Regions from separate parts of the Homo sapiens genome. Here region 2 is linked to region 1. A link is an interaction called in ENCODE POLR2A ChIA-PET data of the cell type or tissue named here. Cell type or tissue: IMR-90. All regions are shown on one strand. Links, peaks and the distances in the headings refer to the core of each region. The heading gives the core; the rest is flanking DNA. Region 1 holds the start of PURPL (p53 upregulated regulator of p53 levels). Region 2 has its middle 190 kb from the start of PURPL.

Evidence for each region. ChIA-PET counts read pairs that join two places held together with the same protein. Peaks named below come from ENCODE experiments on the same cell type or tissue, not always from the same donor. Only the 100,000 strongest peaks of a DNase experiment are listed, where the experiment ranks them.
Region 2: POLR2A ChIA-PET joins it to region 1 with 5 read pairs; 2 of 35 experiments call an interaction of 5 or more read pairs at or near these places.

Annotation. Positions count from the first base shown.
Region 1 is chr5:27,469,682-27,475,074 of GRCh38, reverse strand. It overlaps PURPL (p53 upregulated regulator of p53 levels), which reads right to left and starts at 2,783. Exons shown (of 5, transcript NR_038848.1): 1 at 2,556-2,783. RefSeq lists a silencer at 2,311-2,518 and enhancers at 2,723-3,012, 2,573-3,092, 2,099-3,298. In IMR-90, for the core only: no CTCF peak of the experiment used is centred there; no DNase peak of the experiment used is centred there; H3K4me3 peaks cover 2,013 bases.
Region 2 is chr5:27,276,799-27,282,191 of GRCh38, reverse strand. No RefSeq gene overlaps it. Among named protein-coding and RNA genes, the nearest start is that of PURPL, 190 kb to the left of the region's middle. In IMR-90, for the core only: no CTCF peak of the experiment used is centred there; no DNase peak of the experiment used is centred there.

The sequences.
Region 1 (5,393 bases), core at 107-5,106:
GACAACAATGGTTTGTGAGTAACAAAATGTCCAGGGTAGTTGCAGTCAGAAACATGATTGACAAATAAATTTGGTTATCTCCATGGTTTACAATAATTTAACATAATAGCTATAATTATGATTGATAGTATATGCTCAAACATTAGAATTTTTTAAATCCCATAAAAGTTTGGAACTATACATTAGTATTATTATTAGTACTATTAGTATTATTCACAAAAATACAACCGAAAAAGGATTGAACACCGTTTTGTCAATCCCATGTACCTAAAACATACCAGATAATCCATTTACCTTACTTTTTTTGATGCTGCAGGTGTCCTCTGTAGCATCCAAAAGTCTGGTATCAAGAAAGACAATTTTGAAACTGAAGTTTGATTTTGGGAAGGCTGTTAAGTATGTTAGGGATTTAAAATACTTGATGTTATGAAATAGGATTCCAGATTACCATGTTATTTACTTTGCTAAAATGATGACTCAGAAATTCTAAAAGCAAAAATCTGTTATAACACTTTACAAATTTTGCTGAAGAGTAGCTTACTGCTTTAAGAGTGCCTTGTTATGCTTTTATTTCAATGCTGAATTTACAGAAAAACCATATAATATTCTTTGAATTTAGTCAATATGTTCACACATGGGATTTCCTTTGCAAGGTTAATTTTTGCAATCCTTCCACAACTTGTTTGAACTTTTACTGTTATCTTATTTAATTCAAAACAATCTTTTAACCTTAGGCAGAATTTTACATTTCTATGCCTTCTTATAATCTTTTACTAAAAACATATTTTACTGTTCTCACATAACTCAAATGTAAATATATTTTTAGTGGTCTCAATTACATGTTATAATGGTAACTCCTAGCAATTTTTACCTTTAAAGTAAAACCTGGTAAGTTGTTTTAATTATGTGCTAGGGGCAGCCAAGGTTTGACTCCTTCCAGCACAACTAAGGGCGTGGTTAGTAACATATGTCTCCGGGCCTTACCAGTTGTGAAGCCAGCAAATTGAATCATTCTCAAAAAGCATTTTATAGCCTTAAAACATTTAGCAAACCTAGTATCTGACGTGCATAATTTAGTCCACCTATTTAAATTTTGATGACATATGCATTTCACCAAATAATCTTTAAGGCTGTTTTTATTTCTCAAAGATTAAAGTCATGAGAACTAAAAGCTACCACAGCTTTTATCTTTCCATTAAAAAATATTTGATCCAAGTGCTTATTTTTCTTTAGGCCAATTAATTAGAGCTGTTTTTATAAACATCACAAATACAACACATATATAACTACACAGCCAGGCAGAAGAAAACTCAGCAGCCACAAGGTTTTTCATTTGCCAGTCTCCTAATAGGATTATTGTCCTCCAGGCGGATCCCTTTAAGAGACAGGGCTAGGAAAACATGCTGCTTCTAGGGCGTAATAAACAGGCATAATTGGGAAGCAAAAACAGATTTTGAGAGGGATCTATCTGCTTTTAATTCCTGGGGTTCCATGAGGAAAACAGATTTCTTCCCAAAAAGGGGTCAGTGGTGCCTTCTGTTTTTCTCAAGGAGTCCCATGCACCCCAGAGTTACCTTAGAGCCTCACGTGCATGCATCAAGAGTGGCAAGACAAAATGGAGAAAAAGAATTCGGCCAACTGAGAAAAAACCCTTTTTCCAGCAAAACAAAATCCAAGGGGGAAAAAAATTAAATAAATAAAGGCCTTTCAAATATGCCTATAACTTGGATATACACTTTTAATTAAGCTGTGTGCTCTTTAAGAAAATTGTTTTAAATCCCTTGTTATCTGGTTTTAGTTATGCCGAGCAGCCAATATTTCTGGCTTTCAAACTTTACTAAAGGCTCAGGGAAAGAAAAATCCAAGGCTGTTGAGGGGAAAAGAATCAACAAATTGCAAAGGTCATCCAGATATCAAATCAGAAGGAGTTTATTCCTTAAGCCAGGATTGAACCCAGCTGCCACTGTAAAATGGTGGAGGCTAAACGAAACATTGCCATGAGGTTACAGGTCACACTTGAAAGACGTAAAACTAGATGGAGACCTGCGGCAAAGTTGCTACTGACCATACAGAAAGCCATGCAAAGCACACTAGATTGGCTACAGATTAAAATCAACCTCATGAATCATTTTTAATAATTAAAACTTTACAGAGAATATAAACAGTGATCCTTATAATTCCTGGCCTAGTAAAATGTCTTCTAAAAGGAAAAAAAAAAAACAAAACTCTCACTTAAAAGTTAACTGCTGGCAGGGTAGAGAAAGGCAGAAAAGTTTAAAGTGCAGAGTTGGAAAGATGCCTGCAGGAAGAAAATCTTATTCTTATGGAAATGGGTTCCTCCAGCAGGGCGAGGAACTTAAGAGGGGAGCAGGGAGCCTCTGGTTCACCTGTCTATCCCTTAAAAACAGGAAAAGGCTGATATTCCCGACCGCTGGAAGAGACAGGAGTGGAGGGGAGGGAGGTACAATTTCCCCTACTCTCAGAAAAAGTCCGACGACACAAAGGCTTAGAAGGTAAAGGAAAAAAAGGGGCGTTTTTGTTCGCATCTTACTCACCATTTCTCAAGCCCCGTGTTTGGGTGCCAAAATGTTGCAGAATTGTGCTCCTTAGTTCAGCTAATACCTGGGTTCTTTTCACACGACCAGGAATATTTAGGCACACGGGCACATTGAAGGGTCAGTAGAGCAGGGCTCTATTGGGCAAAAAGGAAAACAAACAAAAAACTATTTGCAAAGCAAGAGGGGTTCCTGCTACATAGCACCACCTCACACATTGATTCCCAGGTCACCACAAGAGCTCAAGAGGGCAGGCTCCTCCCCTTTGCAAGGCATGAATTCCTCATGGCTCCACCCACTTGCCCCAGTGAGCATGTCAGGCTCCAGTCCACTGTGGGCATGCCCAGACAAGCCCTGGGCAGGTTCCCTCATCTGCACAAAAGCATCTAATGTAAACACTTGTGAAGAAGGCCAGAAATTCTCTAGGGACCCCTTTTTATCTGCCTAGGCATTTTGCTCCCACTTACACTATTTGGAATTTGCTGAGCTTCTTTCATTCGTAAATGTATGTCATTGACTGTACTGCAGATTTTGAAAGTCTTTGGGTATTTAGAAGTATGCCCCAATTTTAACTTTGGGTACCGAAATTACAAATACGTTAGACCTTTTAATATTGTCCTTCACGTTTTGAGGTTTCCTTATTTTTCTGTTTCAAAGTATCTCTTTAGTCTCATTCATTGTTCTGTGTTCTTTATATTGGGGAATGGCTATTGATCTATTAATTTGTACCATTTTCTTTATATTCAAAGTTGATTCCTTGTAGGCAATAAGAAGTTAGATCTGGCTTTTTGGACATACTATTTTATGTTCAACATATTTTCCTACTATTATTCTTTTTTTGCTGTTGAACTTAATAAATGTTTAATTTCAGATATTTTATTTTTCATTTAAAAAATTTCCATTTGCTTCCTTTGTAACATTCCTTTGTCTCTGCTAATATTTACTGAATGTCCATTACTTGTTTTTGTTTTTGCTTTTTTCCTAGCCAAATTGACAGCAGAGTGTCTAGCAAGACTTGTAGTCACCTATGCTTTTCCACTCTGTGAATGGGAAAAAATATCCCAAGGAAAAAAAAAATAATGCAAATCACTTTAATAACAGTTGCTTTTTCAAATTTTGGCATCTCTTAAAAAAAACTAACTTGTTTATTTTCAGAGTTTTCAATTAGGGTATTTTTAATTTACTTTTTTTACTCTAAAAAATGTATCCAAAGTTCCCCGTCTCTACTTAGAAAAACTACAAAAATTAGCCAGGCGCGGTGGCAAGCGCCTGTAATCCCAGCTACTCAGGAGGCTGAGGCAGGAGAATCACTTGAACCCAGGCAGCAGAGGTTGAAGTGAGCCGAGATCTTGCCACTGCACTCCAACCTGGGCGACAGAGTGAGACACCGTCTCAAAAAAAAAAAAAGTATTCAAAGTTTATAGTTACAATTAGTAGGATGGATGGACTATGGGGAGCTTTCACTGCCAAAGATGAACCAGAATTTCAGGGTTGTATTTTTGCTTTTGTTTTTATTTTTTGAGATTAACTTTAAAATAACTTTATTAAGTCTGCTTTCTGATATTCCACTTACTATAAAAAAGAATTTTATCCAAACAATAAATTAATTTTAATAGACAGGTTTAGAATATTTGTTATTTAGTGTTCATATAAAGAAAACAAATATAGATTTTATTTAGTCTTCTTGTCCTATTATACACATATAAATATATAATTAAAATAAAGCTCTTTAATTTTGTTCCATTTGATCGTGTATTTGTCTTATAGAACCCTTTCTATTTATTGTTTTCTTCCTTCCATTTTGTTGCAATAATGAAACATTGTTATCTATCATTTACTCTCTAAGTACTTTGCTGGTATAAGGACAGGTTATAAACTTTGTATAAATACTTATACTTAACTGATTTCTTAAACTTTAATTTTTTTCGAAGACATAGAATTATGTCATTTAAATTATTTTGTATCAGGCTTTCCAATTTTTTACAACTTAGTTGCTTTTATTTAATTTCATGATCAAGTTAATAAAAATTGAGACATTTCATACAATTTTATCTTTACATATTATACTGGGCTTTGTAGCATCCATTGAAATAATTAATGACATTATCTTAACATTTTTGGAGGTAATATTAATACAATAGATTTCTCCTCATTGATGCACTGTCTCACATGAAGAGAGAATGCTCTATCTCTATTACTGATGCTTCCTCACTGTAACACTTTGTTACCTATCCACTCCTAATTTCATTCTATTCATGATGTGTAGATGAGTTAATGTTAATTGATAAGTTGAGGAAGACAAATTCTTTATAAAGAATACAACTCTCTGTTTTATTTTTCTTTGGAACTAAGAGATTCTCAAAGGCCATATGCACTGCTGTTTCCTCTGGCCCATAGTAAAACAGCTTATTCCTGGGGAAGAATCTGTTTAGACAGAACACCCTTGAACAATTCTGGAATCTAGCATTATAAGCTCCCTTCCCCACAAGAAAGCACTAATCATGTAGAATCTGGTTTAACTTTACTGGTTTCTTATCCAGTTTCTCATTTGATTAAGAACTTGGGCATACAAGAGTGGTGTTATTTATCAACCCCCTTGGTACACCAGCATTTTATTGCTCTTAATTTAATTGAGTATACTATCAATCAACTGAGTTTTACTTAATCATATATGAGATATTCTGATATTTTTAGTAATTGTCAACAAATTTTATTGTGTTTTCTTAGAATAAAAATATAAATTTTTTGTTACTTTAAATTTTGAAGCATTTTTATTGCCTTTACTGGTTATTCTTTGAACATTTTCCAATGTAATTGAGTGATTCTGTTTTCTTAACT
Region 2 (5,393 bases), core at 93-5,092, 190 kb after region 1:
GACAGAGCAAGACTCCGCGTCAAAAAACAAACAAACAAACAAAAAGAACTCACGGTTCAGTGAGGAAGATAAGCGATTAAATTATTTGTAATTACTACGCCATATAATAAGCTCCAAGATGGAGACTTGGATTGAATCATATGATAGTTCAGAGGAAAATTTAGATTGTCAGATGTAGGATGTCTTTCCAAAGACCTGAGCGCATTCATAGATGTATAGGAGTTCTCCCAATGAAGACTTGGTGAGAGTGGAGCATACTCCTGAACAAATGAGAAAACTTCTAGCCAGGGACAGAGGTTTACAATAACATTTGACATCCAAGTAGCAGTCAATAGAGGCATTGCACAGAAATGGCAAAAGATGTGCTACCATGAACCTGGTCATAAATAATGTTTTTGCACTAGTCAAAATAATTTGAAATGTATCATAAAAGTCTTGGGATATTAAGGTAAATAACATTATCAAATTTTATCAAATTTGCTATAGAAAAATACTGCTTTACTAGTGGCTCTCACATCAAGTTCTTATTCAGGTTCTACCTTTTCACTAAGTCCAACTCTGACCACTTCAATTGAAATTTTACCCAACAAGATATCTGCCTTTCAAATACCCCTTAATTTGCTCTATTTATTTACACAGCATATATACCCTCTCTGCATACATTTATATGTATATTTATTGTCCAGCATACTAACACCTAGAATAGTAATTGTTTTTCATAGTAAGCCTACTCATTCAATATTTGTTGAATTGAAGTATTTCAACAGAGAGGATGAGACGCTAAGTAGTCATAGTGGTGAGACTAAATATAAATTAATCTAAGGAATAAGGAACACTTTGTTCAATGGGGAAATAGTAAACACATAACTGAACTTTTAAAACATCTGATTACTCTTTCACTATATACAGAAAAAAATCACATTAAGGTGATAGTGACAAGCTTTCACAGAGTATAAAATGCAATACAATTTGAGCATGTTTGGTTGGAAGTTGTTATATATTTTTTGAAAACTTACTAGGACACGGTTGGAAAGTCTATTTCAGCCAAATCACTGGCTATATTGCCCAACTTTGCCTATTATATAAGAAAAAAGTCTTACCTTGCTTTGGGAATTCAAGGTGGGAGGATCGCTTGAGGCCAAGAGTTTTAAACCAACCTAGGCACCACAGGGAGAGATCCTGTATCAACAAAAAATAAATTTTCTGTTAAATTATCCAGGCTTGGTGGCCTGCGCTTGTAGTCATAGCTACTCTGAAGGTTGAGGTGGGAGGATCACTTGAGCCCAAAAAAGTTAGAGGTTAAAGAAAGCTATGATTGTGCCACTGTACTCCATCCTGGGCAACAGAGTGAGACCCTGTCTCAAACTAAAAAAAAAAAAGGAGTTAACCAAATATGCAACTTTAGGGAATAAATATTTACTCAGGAAATATGAAGGCTTAGATTATGTTTGTGTGTATGTGTATCTATGTGAGTATGTCTGAATGTGTGTTTGCCTGTGTGCATGCATGCTGCATAACTACACAGAAGGGCTACATAAATAATGCCAAATAACAGATGTGTAAAAAATAGAATGAGAAAGTATCATGATTCCATTTATATGAAATATCCAAGCATATACTAAAGATATAATTTTGACCTGATCACAGACAGATAAAAGTGAAATTTGAAGGGAGTAAGAGATGTTAAAACTAGATAAGGCTGGGCGCGGTGGCTCACACCTGTAATCCCAGCACTTTGGGAGGCCAAGGTGGGTGGATCACAAGGTCAGGAGGTCAGGAGTTCGAGACCATCCTGGCTAACACGGTGAAACCCCATCTCTACAAAAAATACAAAAAATTAGCTGGGCGTGGTGGCTGGTGCCTGTAGTCCCAGCTACTTGGGAGGCTGAGGCAGGAGAATGATGCGAACCCAGGAGGCAGAGCTTGCAGTGAGCCGAAATCACACCACTGCACTCCGGCCTGGGTGACAGAGCAAGACTCTGTCTCAAAAAAACACAACAAAACAAAACAAAAAACGACATAATTGGTAGAAAAACAACATGCTATATACTTTAAAAATATATATTTCAGGAGATTTCTAGTAATTCAGACCTGAAAACAACACTTTTATTGTTGTTGGCAACAGTATATGGACAATAAAGTATGAGTTTATTTGTAATAATTAATTGTAAAACTAATGCATTATTATGGGTAAGACCAAGACTGTAGGGAACAAAATGACAGCTAAAAAATAACAACTGTGCAATATTCTGTCTTCTCAAGAAATATAATTTAATAGAATGTAAATTAAAGCTAAGTACTAGTTTTAAAAATAAGTGTATTATTATAGAAATCAGCACATTGTACATTTAGCTACCATAGAGAGGTGGCACCTATTTTATAACAGGCCTAGCCATACTAGATTAATGTAAACAATGTCTCTAAGGTGTTAAGTCTAAGTAAGTAACCTGTAAGTGTAAGACAAGATCCATTTCTCAGAAACTTCATAGACTTCAAAGGAACCTGCAATATAATTTTCCTATAGCTGTCACTTTTTGGCAGTAGATTTTCATTAGTAGTGTAAACTTCGTGTAGTGTTCTAGAGGCCAGAACAAAATGAAGTAGTGTAATTTTAAAGACATATTCAATACATTTTCATCCATTAGTCCAATTATGACTAATACAATCTTTTTACTTGTTATTTATCAGCTTCTTCAGGAATCAGAACTATCGTGCAAATTTTCTAATTATTTGCCATCTTGTTTGCATAATGGGTAATAATTAATCAAATTCAGTATAAATAAATAACACCTATAACTCTAAACCATAAATGGAAATTTAGAAAAATTGGGGCTCATCTTACAGATTTTTAAATTTAGGTAACATTTTGGTAAGGTCCAAATGATTTTAGAAGTTACACTAGAATATGAGTCCCCTCGTCCATGGAACAAAATAAAACTCCACACTCATTGTGAAAAAGAGTGACTTGTCTATTTAGATACCTTGTAAAGCACTGTGAATCCACTCAGTTAAGTTACTTTATTTGTGATGTAGTATGCTCAAAGTTTTATGAGGTAGTTTGCATTATATTTTGAGTATTAAGTATTGAAAACAGAAACTTAGGGAATATTTTTAAAAAATTTATTCCATCTACTTTCAGTGTTTCAGTTTTTCCTGCTGTAAACCTTTAATAAAGCGAGGGATATAAAAATAGTGAGAAACGCATAAGACAATGGCAAACAACCTCAATATATAATGATTAGCAAGAACACTAGCCCTCTTGAAATATAACATGGAGAAAACAAGCAAGAAAATATTTTAATAATGATGGCATTCAATATTTGGGCCTTATCAAAGTACACCACTGTGTACTTTGATATTATTGCACCCATGAATTCTAAAATGGATATTTTAACTTTATTCAATTTACCAATGAAAAATACAAATGCTTGCAATAATAAGAAATCTTGAAGAGAAAATAAACCTATAAAATTAGAGTCATCTTTAAAAGAAATTGTCTTGGAAGTAGTTTATTGTTCTGCTCATCTAATTTATGCCATTTTAAAAATGTCATAAAAATTTTAACAACATTCTCTACTGAAGAAAAAATTTTTGGGTGTATTAGAAAAGTCTCTTTACATTGAATTTAGCAAGTTCATGCCTAATGCCATATGTGCACCATTCTGTGCTGATGACATTGAAGTCATCTATTCCCAATTTCCAAATACAGACTGTATACTGTGGACTTCTGTTGAATTTCACCCACCCCCAGCCCCCAAGCATCTGTCAGTTCTTTCTTTCTAATAACTTGCTATTTTCTTTTAAATAATCTTCCACCTCATTCCAATTTTTGTCTTGTTGGGAAAGTAAGTCCTGCCACCTTCAAGAAGCCAAGAAAGACAAAATAGTCTGATATTTTATTCCAAACTCCATGAAAAGCATTGTGAAAGAATATTTCAAGAAGTAAAGAAACAGTACTTTATTGCTTTTAATATAGTGTACATTCAGACTATTAGTGTTATAAAGGGTTTTTGCTTCTATGTGCAAAGCCCTCTGGAATTTCCACAATTCATACCCTTTCTCGATCCTGTTACCTGGCCTCCCATTAATTCATTTAAAATTCAATTTTACCTTATTGATCTAGCATGATTTTCTGCAGATGGCTACCAATTAACCACAATTCTCAATTAACTAGGGTGGTCAGGCTATGCTGTCATAAAATTTAGTACAAAATTTCAACAACTTTTTTGTCTGGCTCATTATGTTTTCAAGGCAGAGCAGGGCTTCTGCTCATGACAGAAGATAATAAGCTAATGCAGACTCTACCTTCTTAAAATGGCACCATTTCAACAGAAGGCTTCAGGGGTTGTCCCAGTGGGGCAAGAATTCTCCTACAATGAAGTACTTCAGGAAACGTTATGTGTCACTCAAAGCCCAAAGGCTAGAACTGGACTCCAAAGCCCTGCTTAACTCAAAGGGGCTAGACATTGTACTCTCAAGTGCCTGAAAGGAGAGAGGAACCAGACACTGGGCTCTAGAAGTTACCACCACATCACACATTCATAAATACAAAATAATTTACCTGTACTAAATAATGATTATAATGAAGACTCTGCAAATATGGCCTATATGTTTGTCAACTCTTCAGTCTCACATGTAAAACCTAGAACCCGTACCAAGTTTATTTACTAAATTTTTAAATAGCATAAGGGGTAATACATTCTACCTGAAAAAAATGAAACTTAATTCCTTTTGCAATACCACCTCCTTCCAAGTCTCTTGCTTGAGAATAAATCTGTTTGACTTTAGACTGCATCTATAAGACTGCTGAGAAACAGAGACCAAGTAGAAGCATCCACTATTATTGGCCGTATGGTCATGATTTCCACATAGGTTGTTTGGCCATAGTATAATTGAAGTGGTTTGAATTAAAGGTTATCTGGGGTTAGTCATCGATGTCTCCAGTATGAAAATGTATAGACAACCTGTCAAGTTCTACTTACATGTAATAGCAACATCAAAACCAAAAACTAAGTGGGTGCCAGATTGACCTAAATAAGAGTAACTGAGAGTTGTATTCTTAAAACTATGACTTCAGTCAATCTCAAAGATATAGAGCACACTAAGTAACTACATGCCAATATCTTGGCTGTTAGTATGGAAACTGAGCATCAGAAAATGCAAATATCCTATGCACTTCAGAGATTAGTGAACACTAACCCTAAACTGAAGTTATCTCATAGGAAGGATGTCACTCCGGTCTTCTGGTCAGGGGTTACTCCAGTCTTCCTGTCAAAGGGCAGTCTTTTGGCTGTTGTATGATCAATGAGATAGTTGATTTGAGTTTACACATTAAAATTTAGACTTAGTGTGTAATTTCAACAAATAGCATAGAACAAAAGAAATTCTAGAAT